3 separate regions of the Mus musculus genome follow, and all the other regions are linked to region 2. A link is a loop called in an ENCODE intact Hi-C map of the cell type or tissue named here. Cell type or tissue: left cerebral cortex. All regions are shown on one strand.

Evidence for each region. Peaks named below come from ENCODE experiments on the same cell type or tissue, not always from the same donor. Only the 100,000 strongest peaks of a DNase experiment are listed, where the experiment ranks them.
Region 1: a loop joins it to region 2, with 2.9 times the contacts of the local background. A loop is called at or near these places in 2 of 42 quality-filtered maps.
Region 3: it touches region 2 in a loop (7-fold over the local background); 4 of 42 quality-filtered maps call a loop at or near these places.

What each region holds. Positions count from the first base shown.
Region 1 is chr4:80,672,066-80,680,065 of GRCm38, forward strand. No RefSeq gene overlaps it. Among named protein-coding and RNA genes, the nearest start is that of Gm46885, 28 kb to the right of the region's middle. In left cerebral cortex, no CTCF peak of the experiment used is centred here; DNase peaks (open chromatin) are centred at 3,366, 4,167, 7,449 and 7,553; H3K27ac peaks cover 555 bases.
Region 2 is chr4:80,752,419-80,760,418 of GRCm38, forward strand. No RefSeq gene overlaps it. Among named protein-coding and RNA genes, the nearest start is that of Gm42304, 16 kb to the left of the region's middle. In left cerebral cortex, no CTCF peak of the experiment used is centred here; a DNase peak (open chromatin) is centred at 3,924; H3K27ac peaks cover 1,014 bases.
Region 3 is chr4:80,631,988-80,639,987 of GRCm38, forward strand. No RefSeq gene overlaps it. Among named protein-coding and RNA genes, the nearest start is that of Gm32658, 5.7 kb to the left of the region's middle. In left cerebral cortex, no CTCF peak of the experiment used is centred here; DNase peaks (open chromatin) are centred at 4,443, 5,913 and 6,592; H3K27ac peaks cover 2,705 bases.

The DNA.
Region 1 (8,000 bases), 80 kb before region 2:
AAGCTCCCTTTGTGTTTCCTTCTTAGAAAAGAGCAGCCCTCCTAGAGACAAAAGCCAAACAGGACAAAACATTGTACAGTAAAACAAGGCAAAATCCCCTATAGAGGCTGGACAATAAAACACAATAGAGTAAAAATTGTATGAAACTATTTTCAAACTGTCCTTTGGTGTTCCTTTCTTTTTAAGAAATTCATTATTTAAGGTCACTGTAGATGAGTATATACTTCCCATGTGTGGTCGTATGCAAGCCTAAAAAAAACTCTAGGAAGCAAGCATTATTTTTTCTCAGTTTGTGAATGAGGAAGAAATAAAGCACAAACATTTTAACAGCTAGCCCAGGTTACGGTTGACAGAACAAAGATTCAATTCTCAGAATTTTGACCATCCTCTGCCCCAATTCCATGTTTTTAAGTACTTAACCACATTTCCAAGAGGAGGCTAAATTTCCTGATCTGATTCTGAGCACTTGATGGTTGTATCACAGTTACTCTGTCAAATAAGAAATCTCCCCATAAATGTAAATTGATAGTAATATAAAATCAGGGATTGATTTTTTAAAAATATTTTTTTATTTACATTTCAAATGTTATCTCCTTTCCCACTTTCCCCCAAGGAATCCCCCTATGCTATCCCCTGTCCCCTGCTTCTATGAGGGTGTTCCCCTACCCTCACACCCATTCATGCCTACCTGCCCTGGTATTCCCCTCCACTGGGGCATCAAGCCCTCATAGGACAAAAGAGGAGTCCCATTGATGCCAGGCAAGGCTATCCTCTGCTACATGTGTGGCTGGAGCCGTGAGTCCCTCCATGTGTACTCTTTGGTTGGTGGTTTGGTCCCTGGGAGCTTGGGGCGGAGTGGGGGGGGGGGTGTCTAGTTACTTGATATTGTTGTTCTTCCTATGGGGTTGCAGACCCTTTCAGCTCCTTCAGGGACCCTAGCTCCTCCATTGAGGACTCTTTGCTCAGTCCAATGGTTGGATGTAAGCATCTGCCTCTGTATTTGTCAGGCTCGTCAGAGTCTCTCAGGAGTCAGCTATATCAGGCTCATGTCAGCAAACACTTCTTCGCATCTGCAATAGTGTCTGGATTTGGTGTTTTTATATGGGATAGATCCCAGGTGGAGCAGTCTCTGGATAGCCTTTCCTTCAGGCTCTGCTTCATACTTTGTCTCCATATTTCCTCTCGTATTTTGTTCCACCTTCTAAAAAGGACTGAATCATCCACACTTTGGTCTTCCGTCTTCTTGAGCTTCATGTGGTCTGTGAATTGTATCTTGGATATTCTGAGCTTTTGAGTTAATATCTATTTATCAGTGAGTGCATACCATGTGTATTCATTTGTGATTGTCTTACCTCACTCAGAATGATATTTTCTAGTTCCATTCTTTTGCCTAAGAATTTTGTGAAGTCGTTGTTTTTTATAGCTGAGTAGGACTCAATTGTGTAAATGTACCACATTTTCTGTATCGATTCCTCTGTTTAAGGATATCTGGGTTTTTTCCAACTGCTTTTAAATTATTCCCCATATCCATTGTTTTATGCTACAGTGACAGAAATCACTCCAAACCGTATCTCTAGTTTGCATCCCTGAGGTCCAGTTCCTCTGTAAGTCATCTCAGTGCCAACCAGGTAGAAAGCCTCAGTTCATGTTTTACCCTCTCTCAATCCTCTTGTTGCTAACACTCCATACTATAATGTTGCTTGTTTTCTTAATGCATCATCAGTTCAATATATGAGCAAAGTATGGTGAGTTTTCATCAAATAAAATGTACATTTATTAAAGACATACAAACCATACCTAAAACCATACATTTTCCATGATTTTATTTATAGCTCCTATTAAAGATAAAGTGGTGATAGGTTTATAGAAGAGAAAAACAGGAAAAGTTTATGACCAATATACTGTAATTGAGACTGTCATTCTATCTCATATATTTCCTGAAGAAGTTTCCAGTGTCATTTATTTGACTTAAAAACTTACTCTGTTTCAAGCCAGTCAGTTTGACTGGCTTTAGTCACTTCAGGGATATATCCCTGTGTGTACACAAAGATGTTCCCACAGAAGGATGCAAGCCCAGTCTTGTACATAGCATTGTCCTATGAGCTAAAATCCCAGACGGAAAAGGAACAGAAGTTCCTGGTTTCTTCTGTTTGATCAGGAAAACAGACCAAGTCTCTCAGAGCCCATAGACAAGCCTTACCTCCAGGATGAACAGCATTCCCACAAGCTGTGTGCAGAGATAAACTCATCTTCTGTTTTTTTTTCCTGTCATGTATTTGCTCAGAGTGATAGAATAACAAAACAGAATCACCTAAAAGCTTATATGAAAATGACTATGATGATGAGAATATAAGTGTATATGTCACATATATGGGACACATTTCTCCTATTTTTTTATGTTTTAAAGAAATCAGGCAGTATTTTAGTAAGCCCTACTTAATGACTTTAACTATACACATTTACAGCAACCCTTTGTTTCCAAACATTCTGAGATAACAGAGCTTGAAATTCAGTGTGTGAACTGTGAGGGGAACACACTTCAACTCATAACAGATATTGAAGGTTTTATGTAGTACCATACTCATTTATGTATTGTGAGTGTTGAACATAATTAAATATTGATGTGTCAAATTAATGAAGTTGCCTGGAGCAAACATAATTACTGTGATGAGGAGCCCACAAAAGGAAATCACTTCAAAACACCAGCCTATATATAATAAACAGTTGATAGGAACTGTGAATAAATAAATACACTTAAGAAGTCAGGGGTCAACTGTTAACAGCCCTTCTCTAATATTGATTTAATAGTAATACAATAGCAATGATTGTGGAACACCATCCAACATTCCCCCCCCCCCCCATGGAAAAAGCCTGATTTAGAAGGAGGAACTGCAGTGTGTAATCCCTGATGATACTGAAATCTAAAGCAGCCAAAGAGTGAAGGGAATATATTTCTGACAGAAAGAACACAAATTGAATACATTCAGCATTTGAGAAGAAAGTAGTGTCCTCTTGAAAACTACTGTCACACATAAGTGACACAATATAAGTGGTAGAAGCCAGTGTTGCCAGATCAACTCAGCCAAGTTTGAAGGTGCTATGGAAAGAGAAATTTGTTCTTGCAATTTTAGGTAAGAATGAGAGGCAGGCTTTCACACGGGGGCTTCAGAACAAGGCCTGTTATGTCAACATTGAAACACAAGGTAGTGTAAGTTGCCATGACAGTGGGCATTATAACTCTAAGTAAAGAAATCAATCATGTGAGTAAATGCTGCCCAGTACTTCCACAATGAAATGGATGCATCTATTAACACACTGTACATATCATGAAATAGACAGGGTGTTTGGTGAAAGGAATGGTTCTCTAGTCAACACAGTAAGTCTATGATGCCACCTCTCTTGCAAGAGTTCTTAGTGGGTGTTTGTGGGAGAAGAAAATGCAATAAATGCCAGAAAATTATGTTGTTTTACTTAATCTGGTCTGGAAGCACATTTTTACATATGTGTAGGACTTTTCTACTTTTATACACCTTTAAATTACAGAAATGCTTACAAAAATTTTGCAAATGCTCTTTATGCAGTACCTTTAATGATTAAGTACTACAAAACTAGCATGTAATTTCAAGAATAATAAATTAACATCAGTGCATTGCTATGAACTGAGATCCATATAATATTTCAACTTTGCCTGTTTTATCATGAACATGTTGTATTTTTAGTGTTCCAGAATTGTATGTTATTGTGTCATCAGGATGTTTAGGTATCTATCACTCATGAGATTATTTTAAAGCACCTGAATTTCCTGCTGTCATTATTTACTTCAATATTAAGTAATGAACCTGGTTTCTAATAGTATGCATAAATCCTATATGTAAACGTCTCATAAATTCCACAACTTTAGAAAATGATTTATGATTTTCAAATGTATTTCCTACCTTAAAGATAGTGCTAAATGAGACAGTTGTAGTATATCTGGCCAAGGGATCCAGAACATCTCTAGAAGCTTATATACAGAGGAGCTAGTTTTGTTTCCTCCTTTCTCCTTTCTGAATGAACAACCCCATAGTTACAAAACTACTGGTATTCGGTCAACAGCACTAGAGTGCTAATACTGACTTCTAAAATCATCTCATCTTTCCTGCTTTTGCCATTTCCCCCACACAAATTAGCTACTTAAAGTCTCCTCTGATAAAAAGCTTAAGAGAGAATGTAAGTGGGAGAGGTTGGCCAGCACTATGCTTACATCAGAAAATAGAAACTTTCCCCAAGAGACTGACACAGACATCTCATCAGCAGGATAGGGACAGGTGAATGTGTTTTACTTTCTACAAAATGAACAGCTCAAGAAATCTTTGTAGAAGATGACTGAAGATTGACCTTGGGAAAGAAACCAGATCTTTAATCATTGTAAGGGTGGCACTATGACTCAGAGGGCAAGGGCACTTGCATCAAGCATGACTATCAGGCTTCAATTCCCACCATGTACTAGGTGGAATGAGAAAACCAATTCCCTTCAATATCCACAGATAGATATCACACACACACACACACACACACACACACACACACACACACACAAATTTTTAAATCTTTTTAAGATAACATGTATTTTTAAATCATTCTCATTTAGACAATTTATAGCTGTCAGTTGTCACCATAAAATGAAAAATATCTCAAATAAGAAAGCTTCAGGATATTAACAAGTAAATAAGAGGATATTTTGTTATATTTGAGGATTATTTGTTTAAAGGATAAAAATAACATGAATGTGTCTACAATTCTTCTTCACCTTCTTCTGCAGGGTTCACTGAGCTCCAAGGGAAGGGATCTAATCAAGGCCTCCAATTTGAGCACTTAGCTACCTAATGATCAACTGTGGGTCTCAGCATCTGCTCCCATCAGCTGCTAGAGGAAACCTCCCTAATATTAATTAGGCTAGATATAAATCTATCAGTAAAGTAGAATACCATTAGGAATAATTTTATTGATCTTTTATCTTGTCTCTGGGACATTTTAAAAATATAGAACTCTTAATCTGTAAATAGGGGACCTGTTCCATTACCTATACCTTAAACTTCTTCACCAAGTGCTTTATAATTTTTCTGTATATGCATCTTTAACTGCGTGGTGAAGTTTACTGCTAAGTATTTTTATGGTATTGTAAATAAGATTGTTTTATTAACTTCACTTTTAAATTGGGCATTATTATGAGAGCTATATTTAAAGCCTGAGCTTTTTATTAGACCTATGATATTAGAGATGCTATTTGAGTTCTTTGATTTTAATGAACTCTTCTAGGTTGTGAAGATAGTAATAATTTAAGATTATTCTGATAATGTACTAAAAATGTACATCACATGCCTGGCAGGAACAAAAGCCTAATTATTTCTCTAAAAAGGTAATTCCTATACAGATAGAGTAAAAGAAGCAGAAAGGGTCAGAGATGTTCAATGATATACTTCTATTATAATCTCCTCTATCCCTGGAGGCTGACACCAAAAAATAAGACTGAAAAACAAAATCAAGCCTACCTCGACTAATTGGTGAGACATTTGGCTTAAAATAGTTTAAGGCACTAAAATGAAAATTGACAAAGGTACAAAGTGAAAAAAAGTTGTAAGAACACATCTAAATACAAAAGCAAGTCATCATACTAATCTGGAAAAGACATGTCCATGAATTTGAAGAAGTAGAAACTTGGGATGCCAAGCACCGGGGTACAGGACATACTTAACACCACACACCACTTCAGAAAGTCAGATGACCTCTGAAAGCGCAGTGGTATGCAGGTTTGTCTGCACTGATGTCTCATGATTCAAATCAATGTGTAGTTTGGTAAACCAGCCAGATACCACCGTGAGAAAGAAGCAGAGGATACAGACAGATGCACCCACTGCTTGGGGAGCAAAGATGGAAGGTTATCAAGGAGAGGCAGAAGCAACTTGTCAGGAAGGTGCAATGAGTTTAATTACCTACATTGCAAGTCACAGAAGATCATAAATTTCTTTCTACAAGACAAAGATTTCATTAAAGTCAGCAAGAAATCTAATGCAAAGATGTACAATTAATGACCCAGTTCACTTTTCAAATGGCTTAATATAGAGTATGGGAAGCCAACCATAGTCAGTAGCATGATAAATCAATGTAGAAAAAACAATACAATACATAACCATAGAAACTTAAAACCAATGCAACTCAGAAAGGAGTGGATCTTGACCATATATATATATATATATATATATATATATATATATATATATATAGAGAGAGAGAGAGAGAGAGAGAAAGAGAGAGCACCTGGATGGAAAAGGGAAGTGTAATAAAAGTTCCAATCAAAACTGGTAACTCAGAGATATTATGTTATATAAAAATGCTAGAATTTATTAAAATAACATCTAAAAATGGATGAAACTATCTAGATTACTGCTATTTTAACTGCAAATTTGAAACTAAAATCTTCACAATTTAGTACAAATGTATACACCCCATTTGAAAAAAACAAAGTCTTAACCAACAAATAGCTATTGCTTACATAATGGTGACCAGGTTAGAACCAGAAGAGCTTGCTGATCAAGAGGTATATCATATGTCATTTCACAGCCAGTAGTTAAAATCTTAGCTCTCAGCCTATACCAAAATACTTAAAATGAATGCCTTGTAAAATACTAGATGACAGTTAATCTTAATTACTGAAAATAATTGCTTTTAGGAGAAAAGTTCTCAATTTGTATTATGTATATAATATAATATAATGTAATATAATATAATAGGCTTACAATTAGAACATAGAATTAGGAATTATAAATCAGTTACCTTATGCTGTTTATGCATAACTTGCATAACAAGTTCAAAATTATAGTTTTTTTTCTAGTGGTAATACTCGACAAAAAGTCCATTACAGAATCTCAATACAATCAAAATGAACTATAATGAAATACAGGAAGAGAAAACATTAGCTGCTGTTCACAGGACACAGTTAAGGGAAGAAAAGCAGCTTCAAGCAAGCAACATCGTAGAACAATGTGATGCTTTCATTTAGAATGTGACATTAGGACAAGTCATAAAGCTCCTTAGAAAAACATTTACAAAATTTCATTGACTATGAGACGGTTAAGGAATATTGTTTTAAATATTATTTTAAAGTGGGTTAAAATTGGTCAGAAAAAATACTGCATAGTTTTTCGATTTTGATTCATTATATAAGAACAGAGCCTATGAAAATTTCTGTGACAGTTGAGAGGTCTTTTTATAAAATCCAATTTAAGTCACTTGCACTGGTGTTCAGAAAACAAGAGATCCATAGTATTATTAAGGCATCAATCTAAGACAAATTAGGAACGTCCTCATTCTCTTGACCTTACTCTGCTGACGGATCCATTAGCAATCCAGGCATTTCAGGTGATTGTCCCTGAAGAGCATAAATGTCTATGTTTAGCCTAGGAAATGAATGCCATATTTTTTCATGTTCTTTATTTAAATGATATGTTAGTTAGCTTCCTGTAATTATAACACTTGCCAGAAATAATTAACATATAAAGAGAAAAAGTCATCTTGCTTTGCGATTTTGAAAGTTTCAGTACTTGCTTTGGAGCCTGTGGTTAAACAGTAGATGATAGTCACGTATGTCTGAGTAAGCCTGCTAACCTCATGGACAAATGAAAATGAGCAAAGCAAACGGCTGGAGTCCACCTGTCTTGTTCAAGAGTATATACCTCCAGTCGCCTACAAAGCTCCTGATAGATTACATCTCCTCCTAAATTTTTACCACCCTTTGATGCCACATAGAAGAATAATCTTTAACATGAAAGATTCAAACTCTAGAGTCCAGGATCTTCATATAAAGTAAAAGCACACTTCATAAAAACAGAATAGGTGGTTACGTTGTAAATATGTTTGTTTTCTCATTATTTTTATTTTTATTGTTAGTTTAATTTTTTTCTAAACAAATATGTATTACCTTTTAGTCTAAAATGATGAATAGCATGCAAAAATGTAGTTCA
Region 2 (8,000 bases):
GTCTCCTGGACCCCTGGCTCCTGTCGAAGTTACCGCCCCCACAGCACACCCCTCCCCGCAGGACGGGTGTGTGACTATCAGTCACACAGACAATGTCCCAAGCTCCTAGCATTCTGGCTAGACTCCACCCCCACATTTACCTGACTATAGCCAGGTATGCTCCTCCCCATAGTTACCTGGCAACAGCAAAATAGCCCAGTCCACTATAAAAGAGGCTGCTTGGCTCCTGCTTGCTCTCTTTAAGCTTTCACCTTTCTTACTCTCATCTCTAGCCCTCCTTCTCTCTCTCCCTTTCCCCCTCCCTCCACATGGCCATGGCCGGCCTCTCTCCCTCTTCTACATTCTCTCTTTCCCCTGCCTTTCTACAATAAAGCTCTAAAACCATAGACTGTCTCTGCTCATCAAGGCCCACCGTGCTTGAATGATGGGATAGGCTTTCCCCTAACAAGCCTAACCTCCCGCTAGAAAGCCCTCCTGTGTTCCAGCCACAGACTGGACCAAGGACTCTTTTGAGAACCACACAGCACCTCCCTCTCCCTCTGACCTCTTCTCCCTTCGGCCCCAGGGCTGACTGATCTGGGGTGGGGGGAAGAAGGGCTCCCATTTATTCTCAGCTTTTCTGAGGTGTCCAGTGGTGTCTGGGATGACCGAGGCTGAGAACCTGATACCTAGGACTGCCCCTTGTTCACCACCTGCTGAGTTGGGGTTTAGTGGCTTCACACAGCCAGACACCCACCCAGGGCTACATGGAAAGCATGCGGCAGTCCTTCCACATCCACCTGCCCAGAGCACCAGAACTCTGGCAGGATGTGGGCCATCTCCCACTCCCTTTATTCCCTCATGATCTCTCCCCCCCCCCGACAAAAACACATATACACACACATTCACACATACATGCACAAACAGACATATGAATATACATACACACACAAACACACACATGCACACAAATATACACTCACACACCATATACACACACACACATACATACATACATACATACATACATACATACACACATATACACATACATGCATACATACATACACACACATGTGCACACATACACGTTTTCTAGAGAAGAGTGACAGTCCATATGATCAGGGAAACTCGTACTATAAGTGACTACTCCATGGAGACAATAAATTTAAAACTGAATCTTGGAAGATTCAGAAGAAGACACTTAGGCAAAAAGCCAAGGGGTTGGGGGCAATGTAGCTACTTCAAAGGGGGTGGAGAGCATATTTAGAAAGAGATTCTCCAGAAGAAATGAAATGCCAATAGTTCACTAGCTGTTACTAAAACATGTGTTTTGTTCAAAGCAGGAACAGCTACTGTGAATGGAAGGAAAGATCAAGAAGCCTGCTTTTTCAAATTCAGAGAGTGCTTTGAGACAGTGAACCAGAGAAAGCACTGAGTAGAGTTCAGAGAGCCCTGCACTTCAAGCAAAAACTCTCCTTATGTAGATCTTATGTACATATGCTGTCTGCGATGTTAAGTTTTAGTGGAAATGTCCTGCAACTAAATTTAAAAAAAAAAGAGAGGATCCACGGATCTTGAAAAATCACAGAAGGCCCACATATGAATGTAGAAATCAGAAATAAGAGAAAAGAAGTGGGGAGGGGGGATAACAAAGAAACAGTGAGTCCCAAACTACAGGGGATTAACAACATTGCATCAAGTTCTTCCTCCCAGGTCTTTACGTCCTCTGTTCTTAGTCCAAATCACCTAGCAAGTACTGTTTCTCTGTCAAGCCCAAAATATTTGCTTACAAAATCATTTTATTACAGAGTTTTACTGAAAAGAGTAAGCATTCCTGTTCATTAGTCCTCCCTCTCTGGTAAAGTGCTTATCGTGATTGAAGAAAGGGCCTTCAACCAGACAATGAACCTAATAAAAGAGCATGGTTTGTGCATGGATGAGACTTGTATTCAAATCCCATCTCAGCTGTTCTTTCTAGATAAGTGCTTCTTCTTATTTTGTTAGTTATTGACTCTACAACATGTTAATTTTCTCTCTTATGGAAGGAATCACCTGCCTTGTTGCATAACAGTGAAGACCACGTGACTAAGAAGATAAAGGTCTCAGCAGTGCATACCATGGATAAATCAGTGAATGACTGTGTTGTTAACAAGGGGCAGAAGGATTGGAGGAGAGAGAACATGTAAACCAATGGCTCTTTTAAAACTGAAGTTGGCCATTGTCACAACTTACACTTGTAACTATGCGACTGCTTCCTAAAATGGTAGATAAGACTGAATGTCCTTTCTACTGTCCCTTGCTAATTTAGATTTGAGGACCTCCACACACTCAAAGGCACTCATTGTCAATTCTTCTTCTTCCCCAGTCCTCACATTGCTATCTCTTCCTGTGTTCCCGTAGGGAGAGTGGAAATTGTAAAGCTGTCACAGACTCTTCTCTCTGGCCCTCTGCCTTTTCCTTTCTGAAGACCATCAAAATCTATTAATCGTGTATCAAATTTATTTTCCCAATTTAACTTTATCTCTTCACATTGGTTCATCTTTTTGTGCTTGAATTTCTGAAATATTGCATCTCTTCTCTTGGGTTCAGAATATCTCTAACCTACCCATTGATCAATTATGTTTATTCATTCACTCTGACAAGATTAATTGGGCAAGATTCCAGGGGAGCCTCTAGAGCTAGAAAATCAATAAAGAATCCTCTCTAGCTGCTGATGCATTTCTTTATTTCACCATATGTAGTATTTAGAAAAGCAAACCATGCCAACCATGAGAACCCCCAGTCTCTGCATCACATACAAACTACGGCTTAGCAAGTCCATTCATCCCAGGGGAGTATTAACAATCTCTTCGTCTCTGTACTTTCCAGGGAATGAGCTTTTCCCAGCATCCCAAACTCTTCTGGATTGTTCCTCCACCTGTGTTGAGGGAATTGCTCCGTTTTAATGATGATCTTAATTCCTTCCTTGTGGAAAAGAAGTCAGTCAACAAGCATGTACCTGCAGTATCTACCTCCTAGTTTGACCCAACACTAATCAAATTCTCTGAACTTTATTTTCTGACTCTTTGGCTTAAGGCCGGTTATCAGCAGAATAATTCTCTGCATATTCTACAGAGTGTGTTCTTTTTAATCTTCCCCATGCCTTTGCTGACACTGTTCGTATTCACATTAATAGAACCACATGAGAACTGGAAAATGTAGTACCTAAACTGGATACTTAGAAAACAATTAGTAGAGTATTGCTTGTTATTGCTTTTTGTATTTATCTATTTCTGACACATTTTACAGTATCTATTATTCACTGTACTTTAGAAGACATGTAGTGAAGCAGGTCTATGCCCTAGTCCTGATTCTGTTTTCTAGACAAACACAGTTAGAAAGATATTCAACATGGAATTTCACACACACTCCTGGCTTTGCACTAGGTTCTCTTCTATAATTGTAGACTGGACACTTGCCCTTTTATAAATTGACAATAATATCAAACAGCAATCCATTGTGCTAAACATAGTGAATCCTGATTTTAAGATAGGAACAGAAGCACTGTCAAATCTACAACAATGTAAAAGCCTTGATCTTACAGTTATTCAATGGTTTTTGACACAGCCTAATTTCTTAAAGTGAGCAAAGTTGAACTCTCCCCAATATGTAGCATATTCCAACATTGAATTCATTTGTTCACTCAATAAGCATCTCTTACATAAACACTACATGTTTTACAATACTGCAACTCATACCAGAGTACATAGAGTTAAATAAAAATTCTTTGTCCCTACAGTACTCCTGAAATAGAAAAAAATAAGAAGAGAAAGTTTAGAAATAGCATAAGATAGCAACTTCTATAAAAAGAAATATATATAGCACACTGTGTAGTCAGAAGCTAAGTTTATAAAATTGAGTTGGACAGGCACATCCAGGAGAAAAATATTCCAGGCCGGATAAGAGCAAGTGTCCACTCTGCAATTACAGAAGACAGCATAAGTATGTAAAAAAGCTGAAGGCAAGGTGTGTAGGAACTTCTACATGGAATATCTTTTGAACTCTATGTGTCCAGAACAACGAAAATGCACTGAAATCATCATGTTCCTTCTGCAAAGCAGTAGATATTGTGAAGCATGATAGGAATAGATAAATATAAACTAGAACTCATAAAATAATATATACTTATGTATGTCTTGAGATTTAATTTGCTCTTTAAGAATTTCTTGGACACTGTAAATCATTAAATTTGTGATACAAAAGTGATAAAGAAAAGATTAAAAGATAAAGAGTTCAAGATTAGATTATACTCCTTGTGAGCCATGGCTTTTTATCTCATTTTCAGGCAATTCATTAATGATTTTAAAAGAGAAATGACCTGAAGCACATCATACTAGAACACAGAAAAATAGTTTATTAAATACTTGCATATATATTTCTATACTAATATTTACATGCATATTTGAACATAATCAAATACAATCATTTATTACAAACATTAAAATGTTAGAGTGATGTTGTAGAGGAGTTGCCATCTCTATAGTTCAATTTGGAAACAGCTTTATAATAGCAAGCAACATTAGCCACAATCCCTCTGTTTATGAACTTAAGTGCTGTTTAGCCTTACTTTGTTTAACAGTGATAAACACAGGGCAACAGACAAATGCTTCTTATCCCTGGGCTGATCAGTAAAAACAGAGAGTTCAATAGTGGGAAGATGTGGATGCCAGAGTCACTTACGTCTCAGCTCAGTTCAATAGCTGGTCTCAGTAACTATGGGTAAAGTGAAAAGTGATGCCCTCATTTCCTCCCACAATCTCAGCTAACTTTTCACTCATCTACCAAGTTCAACAAATTCATCTCCTTTAAAGTTTTGGTGGTTTCAAGGAGCAACTCTAAGCATTTCTCCCACCCTTCATTCTTGATACTCTCAAAATTGACTCTCAAGTTGATAAAATAATCTACTTTAACCTAGCGACTCACTCAAAAAATTATCTACATCGTGATTGAATTTTATTCTTTTAGTCAGACAGCATACTGAATGCATCAGGGTTTTGCTAGCAATGTGTTTGAAATGGACTCTAAATATAACTACCTCTCATACCTTCCAGCATTGCCACATGAGCCCAACATCCCATCAAAACCTGAACAACTAACCATATTGCTATCATCATAGTAATGTGCATTTGACTCTTCTCATGACAATTGAAGCTAACATTTAAAATTAAAACCAGATTTCACTTGGCTGACCAAAACCATCTCAATTTCATTTCACCTCAATCAGAGGAAATATAATTTTTCCAAATATTCTGTGTCCCAAACCTTGGCAAACTCCCAACAGAATAGCCCTCAGATCACCTCCTTCCTCCAACATGAACACCTTTATCACTATCAGTGAACTCTGCCAAGCACAAAGTGATAGTAGGTCTTTTACACCCATTATGTCCTCAGTCTCTCCTCGGATCTCCAGGAGACTCACGGATGCTCACTTGGGCTACTAGACTCATCATCTCCCAAAAGCTCTCTCTTCAGCTCTTCCCTCAACCAGATTGTTGACATTTCCTTGTGCCTAGCATTGCACATGTATGTATCTATGAGAACTATGTCTTCAGTATGGGTACTAATTTTCCTAAAAGCAGAATGCATCTCTTGTTTAATGGACTGGTATTCTTAGTTTTAACTCACATATAGTATGCACTCAGCTTGTTCCTACCCATTCTACATCCATCTGGTTGCTGGGTTCACTGTACCTAACGCATTCTTTTCTTCCACAACTCATGGTAAATTTGTTTTTCATTTATGTAACTATTACCGGATTCTTTTAAATTTAGGATTGGAGAACTAAATATGTCCTGTGCATCCCTTTATAATTAGAGTTGACCCCAAGATCCATTATAAAATAAATTCACAATAGTGTTGAATGTTGTATGTATGTAGCGATAGACTGCCTAGCAAGCACAAGAACGTGGCCCAGCACTCACACAGTACTGCATCAGCAAACAAACTCACAAATATTGTTGAATTCAAAATAAATGGGAGTCATTATACTAATAACTGGTATTTTTGTTTTATGAAATTAGAAACTTCTTAACTACTGCATACCTAAGGAAAATAAAAGGCCAGTTATTAAGAAAATATAGGTATGAAAAATGAGCCATTTGTCGATGTTATTTTAATTTTAGAAAATAAAATTGGCTTAATTTAGATTTATCATCAACAGGTAGTCACTCGGAGATTTAAAAAAAAAATGCCTCCAGTGTATTTCCAGCATGCTGTGAAGTATTTTTACAGCCAAGGAAAATAAACAGCATTAGAAGCATTCTTATTCATTTCTCTTGTCTTCATATGCCATGGTGCACTCAAAAGAAACACACAGTTTAGGGCAGTCCAAGACAGGGCTAAATTTAAACATATTTATAAAGTATTCTTGTCTACAAAGGAAAGAAATAGAAAGAGAGAGACTAAATTATCTAGTGATTGAAAAATCAGTTGCTAACTCATCAAGAAAGCTGTCAAGAGATTATATCATTATTTTCCCAGGTAGAAATACCACTTGGTCATAATCCCTGTCTCAATGAATGTCTCATGACTGTCAAAGCAGCACAATGAGCCTGAGCTGTGGTGCTCATTTGGCAGCATGGTGGGTACCATTGCAAGCATTCGCCAGCTATTCAAGTCTTAAATCTGGTTAGATTTTCAGGAATTAATTTTTGTTGTCACATGGAAATTTCTAGTAATATAAATGATTCTAAATGCTTGTGCCATTTCTGCCTGCTCCCTAGACTACCCGAATTTTAATATTAAAAACAGGGCCAATAAAAATGTTATATCAGTACACCATATATTAAAAGCCTTCAGAGAACACAGCTTATTAGTCTTAACCAGGGTATCAGGCATCACTGTGTAATAACAATAACTCATAGTTATAATAGCCACATAGTTACTTCAGATCCAGTGAACCCAGTTTAGAATTATTATATTTTCTTTCATGCATTAATACAATTTGAAAATTCAATTCTGGCTTCAGACTTTAGAGTGCTCATGTTATTTTTAAAATTGGTTTATTTGGGAAGATTTTCAGGGGCCTTGTTTCATTCTGAGTATATCACCACACACAGACTGAAGAATGATTCCTTGTGCCTAATGTTCAGTGATAAAACTTATGACACCAACTGAGTAAAGCCCTAATATTTGGTTTAACAGCAGATCTTTCATTCTTTTGATCTTCACCATTTTGATTTCAAGTTTTACTGTGAACTACATATATATTACATAGCAGCTAGGTATTTGAGTTGGAACAAGACCATTTTTAATACATTGTCTTACTACAGAGAATACCTTGCAAAAATGTTCAGCATGGTCCACACATCAACGAAAGGTTATAAACCACACCACACATATGAGCTCCACTGGAATTAATACTTCATTTAAGTTTTTTCTTTCTGTCAATTCCACTAGAACTCACTGCCCTTCTTTTCTCATGCCTGTGTAACTCTAGACAGCATGTCAATTGAATAGTCATGTGACAAATACTTTTCAGAGAGGGTTAATTCATGTATGCTTTTATGTGATTTCATTGTGCTAGTCCAATAAAATGTAAAAGCCCATCTGAGATATTCAATATCTAACTTCTAGTTTGCTTTTTTAAGTTGCTGTGACAAAGCATTCAGACCAAAAGCAAGTTGTAGAGGAAAGGGTTTATTTGGCTAGCAGGTTACAGTCCATCCCTGAAGGAAATCAGAATAGGAACTCAAGCCAGGAACCTGGAGGCAGGATCTGAACCAGCAGTCATGCAAGAGTACTGCTTACAAACAACTCTGGGATTATGTCTCACACCTTTAAGAATGGCTAAAATCAAACACTCAAGTGACAGCTTGTGAGAATGTAGAGCAAGGGGAACACTTCTTCATTGCCTGTGGGAGTGTACACTCATACAGCCACATTGAAAATCAATTTGGCATATTCTCAGAAAACTAGGAATGGTTCTACCTCGAAACTCAGGTATTCCAATCCTAGGCATATACCCAGAAGATGCTGTA
Region 3 (8,000 bases), 120 kb before region 2:
ATATATCATATGTTTAGTAAACCATGTGTCTTCTTTTAAAAGAACGAAAGGGTACTATCTAATAAAAAACTTAAATGTGTATACTCTGAAGCAGTGGAAGATCCCAGGGAACAAAGGGAGATCAGTAAAGATTGTTTCATAGTTGATAGCCAGGATACATGGTGATTGTATGTCTACTGTAGCCCATGGGGAAAAACATTACAGCTTTTGACTGAAAACTTCAGACAGCTACCTATCCTTGGTCTCATTTTCCCTGGAGGAAAGGAACTCTCTTTCTAAGTACTCCCCATGATCTCATGGAAGTTCTGATTCCAGATTCCCATCCCTTTACAATATTGGGCTGTGTGAATTTATTAAAGCATTTTAATACCTAGTTAAACATCTCTCCTTAAGAAAATAAGAAAATGGACATTGGAGGTAATGAAACAAACATGGGTTTGAACTAAGAAAGCTTTATTTCATTTCTGACTTTGTTTGATTGTGAAACTGGAGCATCATTTAAGCCTTTGAAAGTGATCACCATAATATCCTCTTCTAGATTCCAACTGTGGCTGTGATAAAATGCCCAAACAAAAAGTAACTCAGAAGAGTAAGAGTTTGTTTTCTCATATAATTCTAAGCTATAGTCCAGCTCTGCAACGTTGAATTTACAGAGGTAGGAACTTGAGATAGTTAGTCTCACTCCATCTATATTCAAGAACAGAGAGAAAAATGCATGCATGATTGCATTTCAGATGATCAACTAGCTTTCTTTACTCTTGTACCATTCAGCCTATGAAATGGTGCTACCTACATTCTGGTTGAAACTTACCACATCAATTAAGAAAACCAAGACAAGTCGGGCGTGGTGGTGCACACCTTTAATCCCAGCACTCGGGAAGCAAAGGCAGGCGGATTTCTGAGTTCGAGGCCAGCCTGGTCTACAAAGTGAGTTCCAGGACAGCTAGAGCTATACAGAGAAACCCTGTCTTGAAAAACCAAAAAAAAAAAAAAGGAAAAGAAAAGAAAGAAAGAAAACCAAGACAGCTCCCCACCAACATGCCCATAGTCTAACACATTGTAGACAATTCCTCACTGATACTCTTGCCAGGGTATTCTGAAGAATACCCTGTTCTTGTGGGAAGTTGTGGGAAGTTGAAGCCTAATCATCATACATATCTAGTCTGGTTGAAGAGAAACCTAAAGGAAACTATAAACAAGAGCTTGGATGATCATCTTGCAATTATTTTTTTATTTATTTATAGTCCTATGGATATTTTTAATTTCCTTTTCTTTTTTTTTCCATTTTTTATTAGGTATTTAGCTCATTTACATTTCCAATGCTATACCAAAAGTCCCCCATACCCACCCACCCCCACTCCCCTACAAACCCACTCCCCCTTTTTGGCCCTGGCGTTCCCCTGTACTGGGGCATATAAAGTTTGCGTGTCCAATAGGCCTCTCTTTCCAGTAATGGCCGACTAGGCCATCTTTTGATACATATGCAGCTAGAGTCAAGAGGTCCGGGGTACTGGTTAGTTCATAATGTTGTTCTACCTATAGGGTTGCAGATCCCTTTAGCTCCTTGGGTTCTTTCTCTAGCTCCTCCATTGGGAGCCCTGTGATCCATCCATTAGCTGACTGTGAGCATCCACTTCTGTGTTTGTTAGGCCCCCGCATAGTCTCACAAGAGACAGCTACATCTGGGTCCTTTCGATAAAATCTTGCTAGTGTATGCAATGGTGTCAGCGTTTGGATGCTGATTATGGGGTGGATCCCTGGATATGGCATTCCCAAGATATAAGATACAATTTGCTAAACACATGAAACTCAAGAAGAATGAAGACTGAAGTGTGGACACTATGCCCTTCCTTAGAATTGGGAACAAAACACCCATGGAAGGAGTTACAGAGACAAAGTTTGGAGCTGAGATGAAAGGATGGACCATGTAATTTCCTTTTCTTATTGCAATTAATATCAGAAGACTGGATAAAATGGAATCATCAAATAGTATCTTTTGATCTCATTGTGGGTTAAGAGAAGTAGGTGAGAGATAACACACCGAACACTTGAAAGACTTGAGGACACAGGTCTGGTGGAGTGTGGGGGGTGGTTACATCCTCTTGGAGGCAGGGGAGTAGGAATGGGGTGAGAAACTGTCAGAGGGTAGACTGGGAGGGGAATAACAACTAGTCTGTAAAAAAGATTAAATTTTCATCATCATCATCATCATATATGCATAAGAAGTGGTAGGTATAAGCCAGTTTTATAAGTTGTATTTATAAGCTATATTTTAGGTTATATATGAGAATACAAACCTTAAGAATTCAGATTCACCAGATAACATAGTAAGTCTTAATCTACAATGAATACTGCAGACATCTTTGTCTTCCAGAAGGAGTGAAAACATACAAGGTCCATTTAAAAATATACCTGGAAGGTGAAGGGAAGAGAGCAGTACTGTTTGAAGATGCATAACATGTTTCAGTATGGCCCAACCTAGCATAAGAAAACGTCCAAACTTTGGTGTTATAGCTTCCTTCTATCCTGTTACACCTTCATTCTCAGGAAACAGTTCTAGCCAACCTGGGTCCTCACTAGCATTCAATTAAAAAAAAAAAGAATAACTAGCAAGCCCCTATACATTGAGGGAGTACATAGCCATTGTGACCCAATTTACCTTTTTAATAAACCTAAGCATCTTTAAATAATATTGAATTATAAGACACTTACAAATAAAAGTCATGTTTTCCATTTAAATTTTCTACATTAATCTCAGAACACTTCATAACCTGATTGAAAGGGATAATACAAACATAAAAGCCAATGAATCAAACTGTAATGCAATCATTTGCTCACTTTATTTTCATGTTCCAAAGGCCTTTATATAATTTCCCGGACTTATCGTCAGTAACTTGTATTCATATTAGACGATATTCTCACAATGTCTGTCCCTAATGATGTGGAGAATTGGCATCCTTTTATAATAAATTATTTATAAATGGTCACTTCTAAGAATGAAAAATAATGAATCTTTGTTTACATGTTAGTTTCTAATGTGTGATGAGTATACTCAGATTTTCTTTACTCTAACTAAACAAAGCTATGGAATTACACTTTGCACAGTGAAATGTGGTAATGATCATTCCATAAAGTACTGCTCTTGATGCTAGAAATATTTAGATTTATCCAAGAACACAATTCTTCTACAGATGTTTCTCCATCTCTCTCTCTCTCTCTCTCTCTCTCTCTCTCTCTCTCTCTCTCTCTCACACACACACACACACACACACACACACACGTATTTCCAAATATATAAACACACTTTGCTCAGTCCATATAACGTTACTTTTCTATATATGATTCCATGACTGGCAACTTTGTATTTGTACAGTGGGGAGGGAGAGAGAGGGAGGGAGAGGGACGGAGGGAGGGAGAGAGAGAGAGAGAGAGAGAGAGAGAGAGAGAGAGTTGAGATCAACAGCTCTTTATTTTTTTCTTTCAACTATGTTTCATCATCTTTAGTTACAAAGCCAATACGTTATCTTCTCAAATTTTGAGATTCTCTTTTTTCAAAAATATTAACAGGCTCTATGGTTGCATTCATTCATCATCTGCAGATAATCTTTTCTCTATTTTCCATTTAAATTTTGGCTTCAATTCTTTCCTCTTTCTTTAGTTATAAGTTCAATTATTTACCTCAAAAATATTACTGTAACTCCATGTAATAACTAGTTAGACACTTATTTGAAGTATACTATATAATACTGTGCTTATAAACATGCTTAACAATATAAATCATTATGGGCTCACACCTCACCCCTTTCAGTGGGTACTTAGTTATTTTTAAAGAGATAGAAATTGTATCTAAAATTATCCATTTCAAAATTAAGCCAATTCTGTTCTCCTCAGACATGTTTGGACAAGAGTTATCACAGAGAAAACTAATTTTAGTGTTTGTACTTCAACCCCAGGGAGAACTGCAATTGATGCAATCTAACTTGATCCTGCAAATCTTTTTTCCAAAACCCAAATAAGTGGTTGATTCTGCTATTCCCATTCTGTCATTCATAATTTCCAAGGGGTTCTTAATCACCTGGGCTCCAAAAAATGTCACAGTTTAAATATTACAGCAGTGTGTACAGATTTAGCCTTGACCTACATTCAGGTTTTCCCAAAAAATCAGAAAATAAGGCACATTGCTGAGAAAAACAATAACTTTAAAATGCTCTAATTAGACTCAGGAGAACATACAGTCATAAAGTGAACCAGAAGAACAGACCAGAAAGAAAAGTATGTAATTTATCTAGTAAAAAATGCCTTAAAAGGGATTAGAAAGAAAAATCTTTCAAAGCAGATATCTCATAAAACCAGTGCCATATGCTTTTTGTCAAAACTAGATTTACAATGTCACTCCTCCATAACTCAGGCCAGCAATGCTTGTAGAAGAGATTATTCAGACTTCTCCATAATGATTTTCTTTGCACTATTTTTAAGTTCACACTTCCTAAGTTAAGAAAAAAATGAGTTGGTATGAAGCTGTCTTTTGGGTGGGTCAGTGAATAGTTTCTGATGCAAGAACTATCCCATAGATTGCAATGAGAAATCCCAACCTCTTTAGATAGTGAAGATAGGAAGCATTTTTAAACTTGTTACAGTTAAGTTTTTAAAACAAAGTACAACTTAGCTTCCTCAGTTAATTTAATATCACGTTGTTTAAATCATGTCTTATTTTAGAGGGTCAGAAGTGCGAGACAATACTCTGAAAGAGATGCCATCAATAGAAAAATGCTGTGTACAACAGACAGCATTAATCTAACTGGATCTCTGCCTATGGTAGAAATCTATGGCTAAATAGTCTAGCCACTTGCCATTATACAGTTTGGCCTTATACTATTCAAGATATATTGATAAAATATATTTTTGAAATATCCATTTCAAATGTTTGATTTTATTGTTATAATTTTGACTATTTTATTCCTTTCTACTGGTCTGACTTACCATGCCTTCTTTTTTCAGGAGCATATCATAAGCTTAGATTTTTCCCTTGCATTGCACACATACTGTTTCATAAAGTACTCAAGTCTAAAAAAACTAATTTATATTGCAGCTTCCACTTTTTGATATGTATTTTACTCAACGGTTATATAGACAATCCTCAGGATTGATAGCAGCGGTGCTTAATTTGCTGAGTGAAACAGTGAAATTGAAACAGTGCTGATAGCTTGCTCATTCCTAGGCAATGTCTCTTATGGTGAGATACTCTAGATTTCATTCTGATGGCTTTATGTTGCATTGACTCCAAAGAAGGCCATGCCTGTGAATTTTTGACAGTTTGAGAAAGAGATTAAAATGTCTCTATAGCCAGGCGTGGTGGCTCATGCCTTTAATCCCAGCACTTGGGAGGCAGAGGCAGAGGCAGGTGGATTTCTGAGTTCGAGGCCAGACTGGTCTACAAAGTGAGTTCCAGGACAGCCATGGCTATACAGAGAAACCCTGTCTCGAAAAACTAAACCAAACCAAACCAAACCAAACCAAAAAAAAAAAAAGTCTCCATATTCCTAGGATTTAACCTCATTTTTTATGGTCCCACTTAGGCATAATTTTTAATATATCATTAGGAAGATTAACTAATTTTAGAATGTAATATGTAAAATTTAGAAAAATTTGTAGGTTTTATTTTGGATATATTTAATATATTAAAGTGTGTTATTCCACATAGTCATGAATGGCATTGATAGTCTTTTTTATAAAATTTGGAATCATGACAACTGTGTTAATGATTTTAAACTAACTGATTTATAGATACCTTAAAACAGTGATCACATATTCTCTTTCACTTGTCTCTGAGATCACTGAACCATGCTCCGAGATACGATGTTAATCAGTTATGATTCATGAGTCTCTCACATTTCTTAAAGCATGAGCGTGCCATCAACTCCAGTAGAAGACATCCAAGCCAAGCTGTCACGATTTCCTTCTATCCCCATCCTTTTGAAGTCTACCACACAGAAATCCCAAAATGAAACTTTCTAACTTCAATTTAATACAGCAAAGAAAAAAATTGAGACATTTTAATGAGGCTTCCAATATTGATAGAAGGTATTTTGTACAAATATGTCCATAACATTTTGAAACACTTTACAAGCCACAGAACAGCACCTGCTTATTGGCCTAACATAGAGATAAATGTCTGTATAATGACTGAATAAACAGATGAAAATTTCATATTTAATAATTTTCAAGCATTAGTTAATAAACGTACAGGAAGACAACCTTCAGTGGCATACATTACAAGTCCCAAATTAGGTATTCATACTAGTACTCAGTCAATATCAATTACCAGAAAAAACTTATGACATTTTTAAGATTCAAAATTGACACATTGTCCATTTGTAGGAGATATAAGCATCTAATTACTGTTTATAGGTATAGCTGTATACTTATTAAATAACAATTCAAAAAAATTTTAAAACCATTGGTAAGGAACTACTATTCTAACTGCAAAAAAGCTGAGCATATTACTGTGACCAGGTGACCAAATCCCTTCTCCTGGGATGATTGCCACATATCCTCCTCACAGTCTAGCAGCAGGAGGTGTTATTCTCAGCACTGCAGGGGTGTGCAGGAACTGGTCTGGGATTTAATTCTGAATGCACTTTTTTTAGACAGTACCCATGCTCACTTCCTTTGCTTTACCAAGCTAACTGCTTAAAAATTACCCCATCAGTTCAACAGCAGATTATGAACCAGCTAGTATGTGGCTCATGCTTATAATTCCAACATTTTAGAGGTAAAGGGGGGATAATTGCTAGTTTGAGACCAGCCTGAATTGCATCATTTTATACTGTTTGAGAACTCCAAGAGCTGAGGATGTGTTTTGATGAGAGAGTCCATATCTGTTGTGCATAAGGCATCAATCATCTCACTCCATCACAAAAGAAGTACTCACCAAGATCTGGCAGATACTGCTAGCATGTTCAATTCTGAATAGAGGACAGACTTAATGGAGGTAGATTAACAGAGAGAAGAAGATGTACTCTTCTTGTTATTATTCATGTTTCTGAGATAATTCTACTCCTAGGAGCCAAACACAATTTTTATATAGGATCTCATTAGATATACCTGGCTAGCTTAGAACTCACTGTATAGGCCTTAAGCTCACAGACAATAAAGTAAAACCCAATTTATTATGTGAAGTGACACTCAATTTAATCATACCAATAGTTTTGCCACAGAATTTTCATTTTCTCTAAATTCTGTAGATTATAGTTTTAATGTAGAAAATAAGAGTGTTACTAATTTTAAAGTACAGTATTTTACAGATCAATAAGCACCAACATTTAAAGTGTATAAATAGAATTAGATAGGTAATTACCCATGAAATATTAGCTACAGAATAAAATTATTAAATGCATATGTATATATATATATACATATATGTACACATATGTCTACACACAAAATAAAAACAACAGAAGAAAAACTGAGAAATGACAAATATGTGATCATTTTCATCATACTGACTAAAACCACAGCATATCAAACATCATTATTGTCATCATCCTAATCCTTGCTTAGTCACCAGTTCTCATTTTTGATTCCTCTCTTTAATTATTTAAAAACACGATGAGGAGTAATCATATGCTATTGAACAATAATAACTTCAACACACAATACCTGTATAATACTTGTATATACTTGTGCCTTGTGTATAAGCAAAGCTTTCTGAGCACCACTGTCAAAGAGGAAAAGAAAATGCCTGCAAAATAGGTTGTTTGTTTTGGAATGTCTGAGCACCCGCATGCTGCTCTGACATCTGACTGCAGAGGCTCCCAAAAGCCTGAAATATAGGATATCTCCCTATATACAAAGTCAATCAATCTAGATTTTTCTACTATAAACCAAAGCATCTGCAGCCTACTTCATCCTTTCTCCAATGAGAGTTGCCTCCCTACCAGCCACAGAGGGATGCTCTCCTTAGGAAATCAAAAGTCACCTCACTCTCTCGACCTTAAAAA